Regions from separate parts of the Homo sapiens genome. Here region 2 is linked to region 1. The links are chromatin loops, found by intact Hi-C in ENCODE. Cell type or tissue: PC-3. All regions are shown on one strand.

Evidence for each region. Hi-C counts contacts between places; a loop is a spot of excess contacts. Peaks named below come from ENCODE experiments on the same cell type or tissue, not always from the same donor. Only the 100,000 strongest peaks of a DNase experiment are listed, where the experiment ranks them.
Region 2: a loop joins it to region 1, with 10 times the contacts of the local background. A loop is called at or near these places in 21 of 110 quality-filtered maps.

Annotation. Positions count from the first base shown.
Region 1 is chr16:81,937,929-81,942,928 of GRCh38, forward strand. It overlaps PLCG2 (phospholipase C gamma 2), which reads left to right. Exons shown (of 33, transcript NM_002661.5): 29 at 873-987; 30 at 1,964-2,131. Among named protein-coding and RNA genes, the nearest start is that of SDR42E1, 71 kb to the right of the region's middle. In PC-3, CTCF peaks have their summits at 1,827 and 3,056; a DNase peak (open chromatin) is centred at 3,063.
Region 2 is chr16:82,059,131-82,064,130 of GRCh38, forward strand. All of the region lies in intron 1 of HSD17B2 (hydroxysteroid 17-beta dehydrogenase 2), which reads left to right. It overlaps HSD17B2-AS1 (HSD17B2 antisense RNA 1), which reads right to left. Exons shown (of 2, transcript XR_933797.3): 1 at 3,963-5,000. Among named protein-coding and RNA genes, the nearest start is that of HSD17B2-AS1, 5.1 kb to the right of the region's middle. In PC-3, a CTCF peak has its summit at 2,955 (motif pointing left); a DNase peak (open chromatin) is centred at 4,811; H3K27ac peaks cover 975 bases.

The sequences.
Region 1 (5,000 bases):
AGGGGAGCCAGCCGCCCTCCCTGGGGGCTGGGCCGATGCTGTCTTGAGAGCAGGGAACCCATGTCTAGGGAGGCTGGTTGTCTTGTTTAAACGATCCCCATTCAGGCAGTGTTTGAGGATCTTTCTTTCTTACAGTACACTCCGGGGTCGTTCTGGGAGAAGAGGGAAGAGAGGGGAAACCTCCTCAAACCCACTTCCCCTTGTCCTCTGTGGGGGTGAGGTATGACCCTATCTTTCTGGGGTCCTGGTGAGGTCAGCCTCTGGCCGGAAAGAGAAAGAAAACATGGGAAACAGCCATTTGGTCTTAATGGAGAAGTTTTTTCCCTTACTTTGTCCAATTCCAGGGCTTTTTAAAATTCATCTGACTTTCAGAGAAAGTGTTGTTGCTTTGTAAGAATTTTTGAAAAGTAGAGAAATGAATTGCATTTCTCCTAAGGTTAAGGGCGGGCGGGTGGTAGGGGGAAGAAGCATACGTAAACACAGGCCTTTAAATAAACAGCAGTTATAAAAAGAATGCCACACTGTTCCTCAGCCTTTCCTAGGGGTGTGGAAATCCAGTGATTAAGCTCTGCCTTGATCAGAGGCACCTGCTTGGGCATGGATGTGTGCATTCATGAGCTCAGGTGAGTTTTACCTGTTGAGTCAGGTGGCATATGGGGCCGAGACCCAGGCTGATGCTGAGGAACTGTGGGATCTACCACAGTCCACCTTCATCCACTGCAGAAGGTTGCTCCGGCTTTTCCAGTGAATCTAGGAAAATTAGGGCTGGCATTGAACTCATCCAGTGTCACTCTAGAACCCAGCTGCAATCCACGCTAGGCTGCCTGTTCAGGACCCCAGGGGGGTTCCAATGCTTCCCTTTGGTGTCCCAGGTTCTCGGTGCTCGCCATCTCCCCAAACTTGGACGAAGTATTGCCTGTCCCTTTGTAGAAGTGGAGATCTGTGGAGCCGAGTATGACAACAACAAGTTCAAGACGACGGTTGTGAGTAAGTCAGTCACCTTGGCCCCTCTGCTTTTAAACGTCCGGCCAGTGAATCCTTTGTGGGAGTGCTCTTCGTGGGGGATTTTGCAATGCTCTTTAGTTGTCCCAGGGTTTTCTTTCCTCCCTCTTGCCCACATGGTTCAGCTTGAGGAGGGGATACATACAAAGGGCCACTTTCTGAAATCCTTAGACTTTCCCCAGTGCTGTTTGCCTGCCTGTAACTCAAGTCCGGAATCGTAGGTGAGGCCCTGACACTAGGTTGGTCCTCTCTGTGCAACAGCCCAATCTGATTAATCTCCTGAGTCAAAGGCCAAGAGGCAGAGACACAGAGAGAGGGGGTGAACCTACGTGGCTGACCTGACCCAGAGGATCAGCCTAACCTGGGAGATCTTAGCCCCTAGAGGGCAGGAGGGACAAGAGGAATGCTTGCTCTTCCAGGAAAAGCCAGGAGGGAACCGTGATTGGTGGGCCTTCTAAAGCACAGGATCCTTGCCCCTGGTAAAAAGTAGCCCAATGAACAACTCAGATGCTGACCAAATAAACTGGCATTTATGGAGAGTGGCAGGATTGCTGCTTGCCTGCTCTGTGAGGCTGGGCTCTCCCCTGCCAGCTGTAGAACCCCCTGCTGGTGGATGTGGCTCCCAGGCTCTCCTCCCCTTTTGTCTTTTCCAAAATCCACCTTCCTGCTCTGCAAACAAACACCTCCCCCGTTCCCTTGTCCCTGATCCTGGGGCGGGGAGATGGGAGGTGGTCTCCTTCCTCTGCTCACCAAGGGACCAGCCTGCAACAGCAGCTTCCAGGATTGCTCAAGGTGGGGTGGGGGAGTGAAGATAATTATTCAGATTTTCTTAGATCTTGGCATAGATGCATATTTATTTACATGGTTGCTAAGGGGATTCACAGCTGAAGGATGCGGAGATTGTCTTACCAGAAGGGGGCAGCTCCAATGTGGCCTCTCATGAGCTTTGATCTCCTTCCAGATGATAATGGCCTCAGCCCTATCTGGGCTCCAACACAGGAGAAGGTGACATTTGAAATTTATGACCCAAACCTGGCATTTCTGCGCTTTGTGGTTTATGAAGAAGATATGTTCAGCGATCCCAACTTTCTTGCTCATGCCACTTACCCCATTAAAGCAGTCAAATCAGGTAAGAGGCATTTTAATTAAGATGTTCGATTTGGGCTGGCGTTGTACTTTGGTTTGGCTGCTGGCTTCAAAAAGAATGAAAAATGATTTTTCCTGGTTTGGATGGAATCACTGTAAAACCGATTGGGTGGCTTGGAGAGCAGGTGTACAGCCTGTCGTGTAGCACACAGGTGGGAGGAAGTGGGTGACAGGGGAGGCTATGCCCCTCAAAGTGGGATGTTTACAAGCAAAACTGGATTGTTAGTGGATCCTCAACCTGGCACTGCAGTTTGATTTCATTTTGAAATATTACATGCGGTTTGCTTCTCCCTAGCTAGGGCTAAGTCTGGTTTGATCTCCCCCTCCTGCTCTCTGGCTGGCAGTGTGAGAGGGTGGCAAGGGAGAGACCTTTGGCATCTTGGGGGGGGAGTAACAATCTCGAGGGTCCAACTCCCCAAACCCTTCAGAATTCACCTTCTTCTTCTATAAAATTGGGTGGGTTAATTTACTTCTTTGAGTTGTTACAGTTTTCTTCCCTGCTGAAGAAAACACAAGATCCCTTCATGGTATAAGAAGGGTCATTTTGTATTTTTCTGCAACCAAGCCAAGCTGGGTCATACGACCAGCTCTTAAGAACCCTGCTGAATCCCAGATGACTGAGCCCTTCCTACACAGCTGAGATAGACACTTCCAGGTGAGGGGATTTGGGACCCTGCTGCTTCTAGAGCCAGTCATTTACAAAAACAAAAAAAACTGGCTCTCCTTAGCTTCTATATAGTTTCTCTAGTTTACTTTCCCACTGGATCTTTCCCACTGGATTTTAGGTATAATATTTGACAAATAGGCCCTTGCTGGATGTTGAATTTTCCTTCTTCCTCTTCCTTTAGTATTTCTGATGCATGGTGCATGAGATATGAGATCATAGATTCTTCTGGATTCCTCAAGAGGTCACTGTTCCCTTGTTTTCTGAGGATCATTTTTCAAGAGAAAGATGACTGTCATTTTAGTTACTTACATAAAAAAATACAGTCTTTTGATATTGTTTGGAAACGTGGGGCTCAATGAAGAGCTGAATTGGATCTTTTTTGTTTTCAGACATTCCCTCAACTTCCACCTTTTTTTGTATAATATCATAAACCTGACCATTTCTGCTACTGGGCAGGAGCCCAGTTTCTGAGCAGCAGGCATGCTAGAAAATCCAGGTGCTGGCCGGGCACGGTGGCTCACTCCTGTAATCATAATCCCAGCTACTTGGAAGGCTGAGGTTGCACCACTGCACTCCAGCCTGGGTGACAGAGCAAGACTCAGAAGAAAGTGCAGGTTCCTGGACCCACCACAGGGTGATGAGTCAGCCCAGGGTGGGGCCAAGGAATCTGCATCTTTAGGCAGCTCCCCAGATGGTGCTTGGATGGCACTTTGACAGAACCAAACTATGTCAAGGCTGCCTATCTTACCATTGAGGAAATGAATTCCTTAGCAAGTTACTAGATGAAACAAGACTTTGGGAAAATGTTTAAAGTTTCTGATTTTTTTTTTTTTTTGTACTCTAGAAATGTTCATTTTCATGAACATTGCTACTCTAGCAATAATAATGAGTATTCATTTGTAAGAGGCCTGATATTTGGCAACCCTTCTGGGTTAACTCACCCACACTGTAAACTCCCCCTTTTTTTTTTTTGAGATGGAGTCTTGCTCTGTCGCTCAGGCTGGAGTGCAGTGGGTGATCTCGGCTCACTGTAACCTCTGCCTCAGCCTCCTCAGTAGCTGGGACTACAGGTGTACACTACCACATCTGGCTAATTTTTGTATTTTTAGTAGAGACGGGGTTTTGCCATGTTGGTCTGAAAAAAAGTGATGGGATTAAAGGAGTGAACCACTGTGCCTGGCCTATAAACTACTTTAAACCCGGCACTGATCAGGGCTGTGATTCCTTAATTTGCTTCTTTTAGATTAGTCTAATAAGGCTTAGGAATGACACCAATTCTTCTGGTGCAGGAAGTGTAGCTTTTGGTACACCTTTACGTTCCTAGCCTTGACGCTGTAACAGATTTCTTTTTATGGTAACTGCCTGCCAGTTCCTCTACTGAACTCATCCAGCAGAGAGGGGCAGCTGTGCTGAAACCCCTTGGTTACCCCGACGTCCTCTTGAAGGATGAGGGCCTTGAGCCTCATAACCCCTCCCAGTGCCTTGCAGAGATGTCAGAGTTGATGATAAAACCTCGTTACCTTAATGGGCATCAAAGTGTGTCAATTCATCTGCAGAATGCAATGACTTAGCTTGGAGATTTGGAAAAAACAAAGGTCAAAACCTCAAGGGAGATTAAAAATGTGACCTTCTCCTCCCCCGACTGTGAGATACTCTCAGCAGGGACCTTTCCTCACTTCTTTCTAGCTCCTAGCAGTGCCTGGCACATCCATATTCATGGGAGGAATGAAATAGAATGAACAGGAGGCATTGAGGGTCTTCCATACTGAAAAAATAAACTTCACCCATTGTCATTAGAGATGCACTGAAGCTTTTAAACCAGTTGGAGCGCAGGAAGGAAAGCAGCAGCCTTTATTGTGTTAGGTACCTTAAACTCTTTCTCTTTTAATCCTCACAGTAATCCTGTGAAAGGGGTTTTATCTTTGGTTTTAAAATTCTGAGCACTTTGAGGCCGAGAGACTATGACTTAACTTGCTCAAGGTCACACACCTGTAGGACCAGAGCTGAGATTCAAACCCAGGAATGTCTAATTAATTTCGAACCCCGTGTTCCTCCTCTGCAGGCTGCCCTCTCACTGGGTGCTCAAAGCCAGATGCATTGATCTTACTTTAAAAGGTGTCTGTATTTCCCTTTCCCCAGTGAAATGACTAGAAACAAGAAGAAGAAAAACAATTATTTTTTTTTT
Region 2 (5,000 bases), 120 kb after region 1:
TAAAAGTAAACTATGACATATTCCTAGAACTTTCCTATTAATAACATTCACCAATATTGTAATTATTTATCCAATGTGCATCTTCTCTCTAGACCAGGGTTTCTCAGCCTTGGCACTGTTGATATTTGAGGATGGATGTTGGCTGGCAGATGTTGAGAAGCATCCCTGGCCTCAATAGTAGTCTGTGTTGTGACAACCAAAAATGTTTCCAGACATTGCCAGATATTCCCCAGGGGACAAAATTGTCTGTGGTTGAGAATCGCTTTCCTGCATTGGTGGCTCTCAATCCTGGCTGAAGTTTGGAATCTCCTGAAGAGATCTCAGAAACTGTTGCCAGTGGATACCGACCCCTATCCAGGCCAATTAAATGGGAGTCTCTGGGGATGGGCATTGACTTTTTTTTAGATTGTAGTGGGATTGAGGAGTGAGAACCTCTTTCCTAATCAGTATGCGTCATGAAGCCAGGGAGTATTTGTCTTCTGTGGGTGGGTGTTTTTAGGACCTAACACAATGATATCTGAATGAATGAGGGAACAAAAGAATGAAGGTGAAGACAGGTAGGAAGATGTGTCAGAAGTTAAAAGTGGCACCGGGACAGTACAGGAATGTGTTTTGCAAAGAGCAAACCTGGGTTTCACGGCTGACTCTACCACATTCCCGTTGTGTAGCTTTGGGCAAGTGTTTAATTTCCCGGGCACTTCAGTTGCTCATCTTAACACAGGAATCACAAGAATATGGGAGAATTCTTCATAAAGGTTATGTTCCAAGAAAAATGCATTTGTTTCCATTAAAAAAAATTGACATGAAAAATCTAGCTATTTCCCAAGGCCTCCTCACCCGACAACTGTTATCCGTTAAGAATGCTGAGGGCAAAGGAGGAGGGAGGTCAAGTATTTGCTCTTCCTGGATTAAGAGTTGAGCTTTTATTTTGACCTCAGGGCAGTCCTAAGTATGCTAGAGTTTTGTTGTATTTCTCTAACATTTTATTATACCTTAATCTATTTTATGGGGAACAGGCAATGTCAACATGAGGGTGGCAATCTGATGGATTGCCTAAGTCTTAAACTAAAGGGTGGGGAAAGTCCACTTCCCACTAGTTTCCCACAGGCTTTCTACCAGCTAAACAGCTTTGATTCAGATGACCTTTGTAAGTGGGAAACTGTAGGTCAGGGATCTCCAACTCAAAAGGCTATGGGGTCAGGGTAGGCTGCATTACTGAGGGAAGCTGGTGATGGGAATGTGTGTGTGTGTGAGAGCTCTTGATCAGTGAACCTTGTTTCTTCAAGTGCATACCCCATCAGAGGGGGAGCCCCGGAGGTCCTCAGCCTCAGCTGATGGGTCCCTTGTGGGAATGCCGACTCATCTCCTGGTTAATCAAGAGAAACCATTGATCTGGGTTTTCAGGTACAATCTCCCGATTCTGAGTCTTTGTTCAAATTTTTGCAAAATTCATTGTGTGGGACAAATGAAATGCCTATTCAGATCACATCCTTTTACTGATAGATAGCAGATCTTCAATTTGTGTTTGTCCGTTCTACCATAAGAAGTGAGATTCCACTATGAGAAAGGGTCTTGGTGCCTCTGAAGATACCAACCCCGTAAGCACCTCCACCTTAAGCTGCTGGTAGTTGAAGACATCATTGGCAAAGGGAGCACTCGGAGGAGCTTTAGGGGCAAGGACGCATAAAGCAGAGCTGTGATCTTTGGCTGATTCATCGCTGTGGCTAGAAAAGCAGTGAGGACCTTCTGAGAGAACTGATCTGAAAACCTTTTTGGTTCCAGAAACTGGAGGGAGCCAATGAAAGGAGTAGTGTAGTGTCGGTTTTTTAAAAAAAGTTTCCATTTATGGGCCAGGCGTGGCGACTCACACCTGTAATCCCAGCACTTTGGAAGACTGAGGCAGGTAGATCATGAGATCAGGAGTTCAAGACCAGCCTGGCCAAGATGGTGAAACCCCGTCTCTATTAAAAATACAAAAATGAGCTGGGCATGGTGGCAGGTGCATGTAATCCCAGCTACTTGGGAGGCTGAGGCAAAGAATTGCTTGAACCCAGGAGGCAGAGGATGCAGTAAGCCAAGATTGTGCCACTGCACTCAAGCCTGGGTGACAGAGTGAGACTCTGTCAAAAAAAAAAAAAAAGTTACCATTTATTTAATAAACATCTGGAGAGCAGTGGCTTTGTGCCAGACCTTGTTCCAATTACTTTAATATATCAAATTATTTAATCCTTCGAACAACTCTATGACCCAGGTCCTACTGTCACTCCATTTTAAAGATGGGGAAACTGGGGCACAGAGAGGTTAAGTGACAGCCAAAGTCACACAGCTGTTAAGTGACAGAGCTGGGATTTGAACCCAGGTCTCCCAGCTCCAGAATCCAGGTTATCATCATTTCTCTTGGCTGTATTTTAATAGGGACGATTTTATCTATAGTAATGAAAAATTATGGCTTTGAAGACTATGTAGAAATATGTAAAACCAGTCTATATAATAGTAATTTAAAAATCAGCTGTCAAATTGTATGTGTGCTATAACTGTTAAAGAACGATATGTAGGAAAAAAGACTAGAAGAAAAAGAACATGAACATTATGAGAGTTATGCAATATGGTGAGATTATGGAGAATACCTTCTTTTATTGATCTCAGTATTGACTGTGAGCTTTTATTTCTTGTATGATGTTTTATTAATGACTAAAAAACATTTACAGGTTTGTAAATTTATCCCCCATCTTCCTTCTTTCTGAATGTAGCTTCCAAAGGACAGTGCTTGTGTTCCAGGGCACATGCATCCCAGCACTCAGTCCTGTATTTACAGGGTGGATGCGTTTTATTCAAGAGGCCTGGCCTGAAGAACTCCCAAACACGCGTTATTCACAACGTGCCCAATTTAAGACTTGAACCAACAAATGATGGGGTGTTTCCGTTCACCAGCTAATATGGTGCCCCCATGTGGCAGTAGCATAAATACACTTTGCAACTACATTACACAATTCCTAATACCCTCAAATTCAAGGTGATTCACATTATTTCCCTTTTGCACATAAACTGAGTCTTTATTAACATTTTTAGAATTAACTGCTATTTCAAATTCACTCCAATCTTGTACAAATGGGTCTGTAGTAGTCATTGCCTGTCCCAAGTTGATGGGTTTCCAGGCTGCTAGAGACAGAATGATCCCAAATGACATAGTTTAACACCAACCTCAGCATTTTCTCTGCCCTGTTGAGCACTTACTATGAGTCAGGTGCCCTCAGCACTAGTGACAAAGGACCCTCTCTCAGTTTGTAAGGCACAAATATTCTAGTGCCCTCTTCAATGCTTATTCATCCAACATGTGCTTTTTATTGAGCATCCACTATGGGCTAAGCCTTGTGCTTTGGAGGATTTGAATATTTTATACCCCAGTTGTTTATATCCTAATCTGTGCCTGGCTCCAAACTACCTCTGCTGTGTCTTAGCTGAATGACTTAATCCTTCTGTGCCTCAGTTTCCTCCTCTGTAAATGGGTGATGGTAACATTACTTACCCCCCAGGGTGATTGAGAGGATTCAGTGAGTAAATGCATGTGAACTAGCTGGAACTTGGTAAACATGCAATCCATACTTGGTGTGCTTATTTTCAAACACCACTGTTGGGTAACTCTTATGAAACACTTCCAACTTCTCACGAAAGCCCTGGCTTTGTTGCCAGGTTTCCGGAGTATACAATTATTTTCCCCTCTCCTCAAGGAGTGATTCCTTAGCCACAGACTTTTTCAAGGCCCTCTGACCCCTGAGCTGCCTCAGGACTTCATAGACACCAGGCCTAGCACAGCCTGATCTCTAACATCATAAGTCAGAAATGACGTCACGGTTACAGCCACGATACTGATGACAGCCATTCACAACACGCTGGGCCAGTGCGAAATCCTGTCTTGCTGACTGCCCATGCCAGTCTAGGAGGGGGTGTTATGATAATCCTACCTTCCATGTGAGGAAGTGGAGGTTCCACATGGTTATATGTGACTTTCCCAAGGCTTGTAAGTGGAAGAGAAGAATCAGGCAGTCTGAGTCTTAACCAAGATGTTCAGCTGACAGTCAGTAGAGGCAAACTCTACATTTACCAATATTGTGAGTGGAAACATCTGAAAATTAAAATAAAGACACAGTTTTATTTTTTAAAAAGACTGATGTAGTAATTGTTTGGAATAGGCTCTATTAGGCATTTCACAAATATTAACTGACACAGGTACCATTATTTAGCCCATTTTACAGGTAAGGAAGCAGAGGCAGAGAGTAATTAGAAAGGCTCTCTAGGGTTACACAGGCAGGAATAGCAGGGCTAGACTCGCACCCATTCGCCTATGCCACACTGCCTCATGGGTAAACACAAGCAGATGGTCTCCCGTGATCTTTGGCTTCATTAATTTACTGCCAAACAAAAAAAAACCTCAGATTTAGTTAGGAGAGACTTTATTCAAAAGGATTATTGCAGTAGAGGGAATGTTCTGACCACTTAATCTGCAAGTGTCTCAAGATGAGGCAGTAAATATTTTGCTTTGCTAAAGAGGCATAAACAAGGTTAGAAAGAAGTGGGTGTTGGGGGCTGGGATGATCAGAGTGACACAATCAGACAGTGGTTGAGGGCTGATCAGGAAGGTCTGTAAAGAGGAGTTGTCTGCTGGCTCAGGCTGAGGGTGGGCCAGGACCTGGGGAAAGGAGAGACTCTACACCAAAGTTAGGTTAACGAACACTTTGTTCCGACTGACCAGTGGAAACAGGCAGTTAAACTAACCACAAAAACAAAGAAAGGGAGTTTGGAGGCTCTGGGTCTGGCCTTGTCATAGGTAAACAAGTGGGGGCACCTATGAGTCTCATCTAAGTCATATGGGGAAGGGAGTTCTTTGCAGTGAGCTGTTTCCCAGAACACAAAAGGGTGGGGACATTTCTTAACCTTTGCAATTTTCCAGTATCACAGGGCTTGCCTAAAGTTCAACACTGTTGTCACCTGTAGGCTCTTCC